Regions from separate parts of the Homo sapiens genome. Here region 2 is linked to region 1. A link is an interaction called in ENCODE POLR2A ChIA-PET data of the cell type or tissue named here. Cell type or tissue: OCI-LY7. All regions are shown on one strand. Links, peaks and the distances in the headings refer to the core of each region. The heading gives the core; the rest is flanking DNA.

Region 1 (5,376 bases), core at 140-5,139:
CCTGCCCCAAAGGGGCTTCCTCTTTGAGGAATGTGTGTGAAGAAGATGGCAGCCCCCCTGGCCTGGGAGTAAACCCCAGATAAGAACAGCCTTCCCCCACATCCCAAGGCTTCTTTGTGCCCCCAGAAGCAGCATAGGAAAAACAATGAAGTTTCTGTGGTGCTGGATACAGTACATGGCTGCGTGACCTGAAGGAAAGAAGGAATAAAGGGAAGGAGGAGGGGGTCCAGGAGGCCAGTATCTGGTATGATGCAGAGCAGGCACCAGACTGAGCAGGGAAAGGCCTCAGATTCCACTGTCATAGCAGAGACCATGGTTTGAGACATGGGTCATAGGAACTGAAATGGGCTTCCCACATACTAACCACTGGGAGGTCAAAGGCAAGGAAGGGCCCAGGCTAAAAGCAATGAGATGCCAAGGTAACAGGCAAGACTTTGTCAGCCTGTGGTACTGTCTCCTACTTCCAGCCTTTGGGCTCAACAGAGGAACCAGTTGAAAAGGAGGGTCAAAGACACTGAGTAAGTGAGCAACAGGACCACCAAACTCCTCTGTGTTGCCCAGATCCCACTGAGAGTGAACAAGGAGTTATCCCTGTATCCAAGACACATCCCAGTCTGTGTGGGTCAGTCCTTCATCACCCTCCCTAGCTTCTGATGACAGCAGACTTCAGCCATTCCATTGTCATTCACAGCCCAACCCAGTCAGTGGCTGAAGAAGAGAAGTCAGGTATACTCTATGTCCACATCTATTTTCCTGCCACAGGGCTTCACCAGCTGGCAGGGTTCCCTCCTGGCCCCCACCTCCTTTTCATCCCTCATTCCCAGGTGGGGTCAATTGGAGGGTGGGCAGAGATAGATGGCTTACAGAGGGGGGATGAGACCAGGCCCTAGGAGGAGAATGGCAACTTTCTCCACTTTTTAAGAGAGACAGAGCCTCCTTGACGTCTCAGAGATCTTTCAGGTCAACACAGGAAACATTTCCAAGCCTCAGCTGTGGGTGTTCACCTTTTCTCTCTGGGGTAGGGGACATGTTCCAGCTGAGAACAAGTATGTTCCAGATGCAGGCCAAGTTTGTTCTCCAAAAGTTTGAAACAAACTTGGCCTTGGGGTTTCATGGGTAGGATGCAGGACGTCACGGCAGGACGGGGCCTGACATGAGGCAATAGCAAGCAGAGCAGGGACACAACGGTAGCAGCTGTGTACAGACACAGGATGTCAGCTTCAAACGATGCAATAGCAAGGATATCTTGGGCATGGTTCTGATCCAAGCCACCACAAACTCTTGCCTCCAGGACAGAGGCTGTGTACATGCAGCAGCCCAGAGAAAGATTCTAGGGAGTCCAAGACCAGGCACATCCAGAGAAGGTGGGAGCTCTTTGGGTTGGCTCTCCATCGTGGAAAACAGACATTTGGGTATTTCGGATTCCCACTCCACAATAAGGCAACTTAAAAATATTTCCAAAAACAAAAATCCAAGGGGAGAGGATAGACATCATTTTCTGTGGATTCATTGGGGGATTTCTGATTTCTTGTTTTTTAATTGTTGATTTTTTTTCCCATTTTCCCAGGGATGGAAAGGTCAGAGAAACATAAATCATCTTTCAATATAGTCTTTCCTGATATGAGCAGCATCTCTCTGGGCTGGGGAGTAAAGAGTGTGGGGAGAGGGGAGTGAGGAGAGGCTAGAATCTTCCCCCAAGCCCCAGTTTTAGATCCTTTGGTTTCCTTCTCCCAGAAGATGGCAGAAGGGCATGGTAGGGACAGCAGAGAGAGAACATGGTGATGATAAACCCTACAAGATCAAGGTGCCGGTTCTCCTGGGGCTCAGGGGTACCACCAGAGCCTTCCATGGGATGGTGCTGGGCAATGGGGCCTGCAGAGCCTTCTTGTGGGCTGCATAGTTGGCTGGAAGGGGAGCAGGAAGATGTTAGGTGTGGGGACCAGGGTTGCAGCCTACTAGCTATGGTAGGGCTGCAGATTTTGGTAATCCAGATGAACTATCAATAATTTAAAATTATATATATATATATATAAAATCTCCCTTGCTCTCCCCTCTCAGAAGAAGTTAGGATGTAAAGAATCATAGAGGAGAGGGAAGGGGATGTTGAGGCTCCTGTCCAGGGGAACTCTGATAGCCCAAATGGTGTACACATTGCTACTCAGTACAAAGGCCCATCCTAATAACTCCAGGCTTGTCCTTTTTTGTTCCCTGTCCTGGGACTGGGCATGGCCATGCACTTCTTGCCCATCCCATCCCTTTCCCTGCCTCAAGCCCCAGGGCTAAATGGTTTTTCACTTTCCCAAATCTGTGTGTCTGAGTGCTGGCTTGTCCACTTGGCATCTTCCAGGATGGGCTGGCCAGTGGGTGGTATAGAGGGCTGGCTGATCATGGTGGCAGGTCTGCTGGGAGACTGAGAGGGGCACTGCTTCCTGCCCTCACCCCTGCCACCTCCTGCTACCACTGAGTGTTGCTTGTGGTTGGCCTCCTCACCCACGGGGGGATCTACTCAGAAGTCTTCAAGACTTTGGAATTTGCTGAGGTATTTTTGCAGTTGGGGTCAATGTCCACATTTTTGGCTTTGGAATATTTCAATAAGTTCTTTTACTATTCTTATCTGAAAGGGTGTAGCTTAATTCTACTTCTGGGTATGTGCCAGATTTCAGTGACTTGTTTATATTGAATAACATGTGCCGGAGGAAATGGCTCACACCTGTAGTCTCAGCTACTTGGGAGTCTGAGGCAGGATTGCTTGAGCTCAGGAGTTCCAAGGTGCAGTAAGCTAAGATCAGGTCCCTGCATTCCAGCCTGGGTGACGGAGCAAGACTCTGTCTCTAAGAAATAAATAAATAACGTTTAAAAAGTGTGGCAGAAGTGTGTAAGTTTCGAATCTTGTTCACAAAAGGCATTGCGGCTTATTCCTTCCCCTTTCTCTTTCTTTTTTCTCCTGCTAAGAGAAAACAGTTGTTTGGTTTTGAAGATAATCAGTTACCCCTCTAGAGAGGTCTAACGGGCAAGGAACTGAGGCCTCCACCCAAAAGTCGGCTTGAACTTGCCAGATATGCGAGTGTGCCACCTTGGAAGGGAATCCTCCAGCTACAGTCAAGGATTCGGATGATTGCAGCCTATGTTTACAGCTTGACTTCAACCTCAAGGAAGACCCGGAGCCATAACCACCTAGCTAAATCACTTCTGGATTCCCGACTCACAGAAATTAGTTTTGGGATAATTTGTTACACGGCAATAGATAACATAATAGACATGGGGAGCCCCACAGTTAAGCTTATAGAGCTACCATAATTTTTATAATGAAACTTGATAAAGGTAAGCCCAAAATAGAACATAATAGAATGGGCCAGGTGCGGTGCCTCATGCCTGTAATCCCAGCTACACAGGAGGCTGAGGTAGGAGAATCGTTTGAACCCAGGAGGTGGAGGTTTCAGTGAGCCGAGATTGTGCCACTGCACTCCAGCCTGGGTGACAGAGCGAGACTAAATCTAAAAGAAAAAAAAAATCATAGAATGATTTTATGCAAATAGAAATGGAAAAAAATCATGAAAAATATTAACAAAATTTACCCAGGTATTATTTAAAATAATAGTATACCATGACCAAATAAGATTTGGACTAGGAATAAAAGCATGAATCAACACAAAGAAATCTATCTATACTTCATGGCAACAGGTTAAAAAAGAAAAAGCATATGATTTCTTCAGAAGTCAAAGTGATCGAATAAAATTCATAAATCATACCTAATAAAAAATCTTAAAAGAAGATTAGAAGGAAACTACCGGGCTCGGCACGGTGGCTCACACCTGTAATCCCAGCACTTTGGGACCCCATGGTGGGCAGATCACTTGAGGTCAGGAGTTTGAGACTAACCTGGCCAGCATAACAAAACCTTGTCTCTACTAAAAATACAAAAAAATTAGCCGAGTGCGGTGGTGTGCGCCTGTAATCTCAGGTATTCAGGTGGCTGAGATGAATGCGGGAGGCTGGGAAGTGGAGGCTGCAGTGAGCAGAGATCCGGCCACTGCGCTCCAGCCTGGGCAACAGATAAAACTCTGTCTCAAAACAACAACAACAACAAACAAAAACCAAAAACTACATTAACACAATGAAGACTACATATACACATCCATGCACATACACACAAAAGCAATTATAAATCATCAACCACCGAAGTCATTTCTATGAACAGGAGGAAAAAGACAATACCTGGTAGCATGTCTAATGTGACATATTGTTTGTGATGGTAGCTAGCACAGTAAGATGATTAAAGCAAACAATAAATAGTTATGGGAGAGAATATCGAACATTTTTATTTGCTAATAGTACTATATGCAATTAAAATCAAGTCAGTCGACTATTGATTAGGATTAATAGAATTTGATAAGGTTAGCTAGACACAAAATTCATGTAAATAACCAATTATCCAATTATCCTCCTACATGCAGAATTTCAAACAGTGCTTTAGTGTGAGGTCATATGTCAATATGTAACAGAAGTCACAATCTTTTGAAAATCAGTATTACATCTGTAAAAATTTGGAGAGCTTAATTAATTCACAGCACACATAGTGACTCCCTTTTTTTGTATCATTTTTCTGTTTAAATATTTACTTTGTTAACCTAGGCTTGCTTTGATGAGCAATACATTAGGTTTCAATTTTTATTTTCTTATATTATTTTTAATTATTAGTAATCCATCCATTCTAGAAAATTATTGGCCATGATCTTTTAAATCTCACATTTGCATCATTCTCCCTGATTGTTTCTTCTGGTACTGTGATTAGGTCAACGTCAGATCATATTTTACTACTAATTCTAGGTCTCTTTTCATTTATTTATTTATTATTTGAGACAAGGTCTCACTCTCATTGCCCAGGCTGGAGTGCAGTGGTGTGATCATGGCTCTCTGCAGCCTTGATTTCCCTAGCTCAAGTGATTCTCTCACCTCAGCCTCCTGAGTAGCTGGGACCACAAGCACGCACCACCATGCCTGGCTAATTTTTTGTATTTTCAGTAGAGTCGGGGGTTTGCCATATTATTCAGGCTGGTCTCCAACTCCTGGGCTCAAGCAATCCTCCTGCCTTGGCCTCTGAAAGTGCTGGGATTACAAGCATGAGTCACCTTGCCCAGCCCTAATTCCAGGTTTCTTAAACTCACTTTTGCATTTTTATCTCTGCATTTCAGATAATTCCTTAAGATCTGATTACATAGTTTATTAAATTTCTACCGGTAGGTCCAATTGGCTGCTGTTAAACACATGCAGTAAGCTTTTCATTTCAATTTGTCTTATAATTACATGTTTATTTTCTAGAATTTCTATTAGGTTCTTTTTTCAAATCTATGTGGTCACTTTTGGTATTTCCTTAGT
Region 2 (5,376 bases), core at 48-5,047, 210 kb before region 1:
ACCTGACAGGGTGTTGTGAGGATTAAAGGAGTGACACCCACCAAAGCTCATAACACAGCACTCAGAACGTTTTAAATTCTCCATTAATGTTAGTCATTGTTGTTCAGATCCCAGCTCTGTTGTTCACTATTCCTGTCTGCTTTGTAAAGTCAATACACTTTTCTACACCCCAGTTTCCTTATCTGTATAAAGGGGCCAATAAGGTGGCACCAAACTCAAACAACTGTCCTATGGAATAATTGAATGAATATCAGTAAAGTGCTTCAGTGTGTGCCTGTAGCTTTATGGTTCTGACTGGCTGTTGTGGAGGGTGAGACCCTTAGCTCCAGGCTGGGCAGGGAGAAGCAGAGATGTTACTTCAGCCTGAGGCTCCCCACTTTCATTAGCTAAGCCTGGGGTCAGTGGTATCTCCAGGGAATGATCAGGCACTAGGTCGGGATCGGGGGAACTCTCTACTTTTGGTATTGGGCAAACGGTCAGGGCAGTGGGCTCCAAGGTCAAAATTCTGAATACAGGATACAGAGGCTCAGAGGAAGAGGCGTGCAGAAATGTGTAGATATGAGATCCATCCGTGGCATTGTAGAACGAGATATGTCCAGTCTCATAGTCCAGGATGACCCCCACTTTCCTAGGAGGCTCAGGAAGTTTCAGGTTGGTTCTGGGCTCAGTGAGAGCCCGATACTTATTCCCATCAGTCAGGCCCATAGTCCAGTATCCGTTCTCCGGTGTCATTTTGACCCAAACTTTTTTCCTCTCCACGTTCTTACTACATACCCCAATATGCCACTCTTTTCTGTCCCCCACTTCCACCTCCCAGTAGTGTCTCTCTGACATGAAGCTTTCACAGCCAAGCACACAGTAACGCCATTCAAATCTCTCAGGGTTGTCTGGTAGGTCATGGGGCTCCTCAGCACGCTGTACACTCCTCTGGTCCTCAGAAACAAGGAGGATGGCATTTGCCATGTCTGGATACAGAATTACATCTGCTGCAGAGAGTTTGAGGAGGTGTCCATGGGGTCAGCCATTTTTCCTGGATTTAAGAGCCACAGCATGCAAGGCTTGGGCCATGCTGAGGAGGTCCTTCCAGAACCCCGTGTCCCTAGCCTGCCCTGAATGTGATTCTCTCATCAATGTCATTGGTGAAAGCCCCAGGGGTCTAGTGACCAGAGGGGAAATGAAAGTAAGGTCAGTATCTGCCTAACCCAATACCCTGATGCGGCCCCAAGAAGCAACAAGGATCCTCTTTCTACATTTTTGTTGTTTCCCTCCCCACATTGATTCTGCCCACTGATGCTTTATACTCAGAGGTTAATTTTCTTTTCTTTTTTTTTTTTTTTTTTTTTCTTGAGACAGAGTCTCGCTCTGTCTCCCAGGCTGGAGTGCAGTGGCGTGATCTCGGCTCACTGCAAGCTCTGCCTTCCGGGTTCATGCCATTCTCCTGCCTCAGCCTCCCGAGTAGCTGGGACTACAGGTGCCCGTCACCATGCCCGGCTAATTTTTTATTTTTTGTATTTTTAGTAGAGACGGGGTTTCACCGTGTTAGCCAGGATGGTCTTGATCTCCTGACCTTGTGATCCGCCCTCCTCAGCCTTCCAAAGTGCTAGGATTACAGGCATGAGCTGCTGTGCTGGCCCTCAGAGGTTAATTTTCAATCTTCACTCGACCACTCGTGAGCTAAATGAGTTCCCCTTTTCTGCAGTCTATTTTTCCATACATCCAATTTATTTAACAAGGTGGAGCCTCATCTGAAGCATTTCCTCACCTGAAAAATGGGGATAAACATATGAATCTCTAGCGCTGTAGAAGGCAATCATATTATTTACTCAGCCCACAGCAGGCCATGAAGGAAGCTCCTCATCTTCCTGATAGCTGCAAGGCCGTCTCTGTGCTGGGCTCTGTGTGGGGCCTTATATGCCCTAGATTCACTCTCCAGCCTTCAGCTTTCTCCACCCTCTTCTGGACCCCAGGAATCTGTCCTCTATGGACAGTGCCACTGGGCTCCCTTGTCCTCTGGTTTGCTGCTGTGTTTGGCCAATGGGAGGCCCTGATAGAAGATTAGAAGGAGAAAGAAAGGAGATACACACCGTTTAATTTCCTGCTTCCTCCCTGCCAGCAGCAGCTGGTGGTGCTCTAACAAGGCCCGAGGACTCTTCTCAGGAAGCTCCCTCGTTAAGCTACCTCTTTCTCTGGGTTCCAGTAATTGCCTCCCCTTTTTAGCCCTCCCAGGCTAGGGGTGGAGACAGCTCCCCACTGTTGGGAACCATGGGGGCACTGCACTTTTCCTTGTTGCTTTCCCTTAACCCTTCTTTCTGGAAACCTTGTCCAACTACCCAGTTTGAGCTCACCATCTATTTCTTGCTAGGTTTCTGCCAAGCATGTTCATTATTCCTTCAGTCTTCACCTCAACCCCCATGAAAAACAGATTGCAATCATCATCTAAAAATGTGGAGGCCAAAGCTTGGAAGCATTAAATCCTTTGAGGAGATACAGGCAGTAGGTGGCATGAGAAGCCTGGGAAGGACAAAGTTCTTTGGGCAGGCATCACCTCCTCTCCTTGGCATTTCCATCCTCACTCTCCCTGCAGTATTACTCAGTGTGTGTCTCCTTCCCTTCACCTCCACCCTTTATGCGTCTTCCTACCCACGAAGGAAGTCAAGGGAACTTTTCTGCTCCAAATCACAAGAGTTGGAGAAGAAAAAAGGAAAAAGGAATATAGTCCCTCAGGTTGTTGGTCCAGGGAACATGCAGTGATTTACTCACCAGGCTTGAAGAGGGCCATTTTTCCATTCTGAAAGGAAGGAGACACAGATAAGAAAAAGGTCAGTATTTTTGTACTTTTCCCACTCCATTCTCCTCTCACTACATGTTTTCTCTCCTTTTCTTTAGAGTCTCTTCCAGGGTCCAGCTTCCCTCCTCTACAGCTCTGATGGATCAGAGGTGGCACCTTCTCAAAAATGTCAGGCTTGGCTCCCTGTGTCATGGGGGGTGCAGGATGCATGGCCAGGCTTTACAAGGGGGTGTGCAGGATCAGGAGTTTCTCAGAGGCTCCAGAAAAGCGGAGGTGAACCCCCACCACACAGAAATTGAGTCTTTAGATTAGATCTAATTAATCCAGCTGAGAACATCCACGGGTCACAGTGGAGAAAAAGTTGAAATATTCAGGGCATGTGACCCAGCAAACTTACAGAGCATCAGGCTGACTTATTGGTATCGGACGAAGACTCCTCTCCACCTACAATGAAAGAAAGGTAGAGGTGTCACCAGAACTCTGCCTTTTCTGTGTTGGCCCCTTCCCCTTCTTTTTGCATCCATCTAGTCTTTTTTTTTTTTTTTTTTTTTTTTTTTTTTTTTTTTTTTACCATCCCACCCTTCCCCATGGTCTCCATCTTCAGGTACAATTCTTTCTTCACCTCTTCTTAATATCAAGTCTGGGAACATCGGTTGAACGCTAGTGGCAGGGCAGGCACTGTGAGAGTTCCTTCCCAATGGGGTCCAGCTCATCTGTTTTGAATGTGTACCTGGGCATAGGTGTCACCATGTCTATATGTGTATGCCTAGGAGTACAAGATTCATCCTTCTCAATCTGTATCATTTCGTACCTTGCTCTAAAAAGAATTTGGGAAATTTAATGAGCAATTTCAGGGACTAGTTTTTGAAAGCAGTTATGATCTATCTGTACCAACTGAGCCACTGTAGCTACTCCTCTTTATTAGACACACTTTTCTCCCTCCCTCTCTCTTTTCTGATTTTCTTATTTCTTAAATCTTCCATTCTTGTTTTCCTTTCAACAGCCTCTAGATTATGGGAAACAACAAGTAAGTTTCCTGCCATAGAAAATGCACCTCATCCTTCTCTTCCCTCTTCCTTTTGAAGTGTACCCCTGGATATTCCTCAGTGCTTTTTAGAGCTTAAGGGTCTGTAGCCCCTAGTACAAAGAGATTGAAGACCTCTTTTTTTTTTTTTTTTTTTTCTAGAGAGAAAAAGCACTGGGTGGTTTCTCCAAAGAGCCACACTTGTTTTCTTTTTCTGGGTAAAGGGATCCAAGACCACTTTTCAACCCTGGGCTATGACTTATGGGCTGGAAAATAATGAAGCAGAGAGAGAGTAACAGATTTGAATTCAGAGAAAATGTCAAAGCCACTCACGAGTCAAGTACTGGATTTTTTTCCTCTCTGCAATGGAATGAACAGGGAAGAGTCATCAAGGTGCTCAAAGCGAGGATAGGAAGACATGTCTGGATCTCTGGGGGAATGGTAACTTACTGAGTTCCTCCTGGAGGCTCTCTGGAAAATAACCAAAAAAAAAAAAAAAAAAAAAAAAAGATGAACTGTTATGGGTGAGGTTGGTGTTTCGGGAAATAAACCTTAAACATGATGCAGTGCCAGGGTAGGGGAGAGAGGTGAGGTTTTCAGGCTGGGGCATGCAAGCCAAGAGCTTAGATTCTCTGCTTGCGTTGGATACCTCTTAGGCTTATTTCCCGCTCTGTTGCAGCATATCCCATTTCTTTCATCTCTTGCTCACTTTCTATCTCACTGGACAGAGCAGTTATTTCCTTCTGTTGTCTCCACAAGAAGTAACTGGCTCCGGCGAGAAGCAGCAGCAAGATAGGCAGGGTCCCTGCCAGGGCTGCGATCCAGGGCTGGGCGCTCCTGAAGAAGGGGTCTGCGAAGGGGAGAGCTGTAGGTCATGGGCGCTGGTGCGCTCAGCCTCCCCAGCCTGCAGCACCCCAAGCTTTAGCTGCTCAGCTCAGGTCGGGGGTGGGGAATCTATCTCATGAGGTTAAATAAGGATTCTCTCCCTAAAGTCTCAGAGGACTATAGATAAGACTTTGGTAAACCCTCACTACAAGCTACTACTATTACTTATCTTGAGATGTCTGCCTCTCACATGGAAAGTAACTTGAGCAAAGTCATACACATTTTTTCTAAATATTTTTTCAATAGGTAACACATTTACATCGTTCAAAACTACATACACATAAAGTCACGCAACTCTCTCATTCACCCTGTCCTCCCTCCCTCCATGTATTAACTTCTTAGTCCACTTAATATGATGCTTAGGAACATAACCTGTGGAGTCAGAGGGTATGGGTTTCAATGCTGGCTCCCCCATGTGACTAGCAGTGTGATGTTGGACTACTTACATAACCTCTCTGTTTGTAGTGGCCTAATCTACTAATGTAAAATGAGGGTAATGATAATACCTATTTCCTGAGGTTAGAAGAATTGAATTAATACTTATAAAGTGCCTGATGTACAGTAAGTGTTACAAAATTGCTTGTTGAAGTTTAAAAATGTAAACTAACCCAATTGAGAACTAAAAAAAAGTAAATTAAAATATATTCTTATTTTTCCTCTTGTTTAAACTAAAAATAGC

Evidence for each region. ChIA-PET counts read pairs that join two places held together with the same protein. Peaks named below come from ENCODE experiments on the same cell type or tissue, not always from the same donor. Only the 100,000 strongest peaks of a DNase experiment are listed, where the experiment ranks them.
Region 2: POLR2A ChIA-PET joins it to region 1 with 5 read pairs; 7 of 35 experiments call an interaction of 5 or more read pairs at or near these places.

What each region holds. Positions count from the first base shown.
Region 1 is chr6:26,161,253-26,166,628 of GRCh38, reverse strand. It overlaps H2BC6-AS1 (H2BC6 antisense RNA 1), which reads left to right. Exons shown (of 3, transcript NR_186648.1): 2 at 2,953-3,321. It also overlaps a transcript of H2BC5 not described here and the pseudogene LARP1P1. Among named protein-coding and RNA genes, the nearest start is that of H2BC5, 5.8 kb to the right of the region's middle. RefSeq lists an enhancer at 5,307-5,376. In OCI-LY7, for the core only: no CTCF peak of the experiment used is centred there; DNase peaks (open chromatin) are centred at 1,185 and 2,680; H3K27ac peaks cover 3,070 bases.
Region 2 is chr6:26,372,183-26,377,558 of GRCh38, reverse strand. It overlaps BTN3A2 (butyrophilin subfamily 3 member A2), which reads right to left. Exons shown (of 11, transcript NM_007047.5): 6 at 4,462-4,662; 7 at 4,263-4,283; 8 at 4,146-4,172; 9 at 3,186-3,232; 10 at 2,761-2,788; 11 at 1-1,762. The coding sequence ends at 3,192. Among named protein-coding and RNA genes, the nearest start is that of BTN2A2, 8.2 kb to the left of the region's middle. In OCI-LY7, for the core only: no CTCF peak of the experiment used is centred there; a DNase peak (open chromatin) is centred at 2,108; H3K4me3 peaks cover 790 bases; H3K27ac peaks cover 1,695 bases.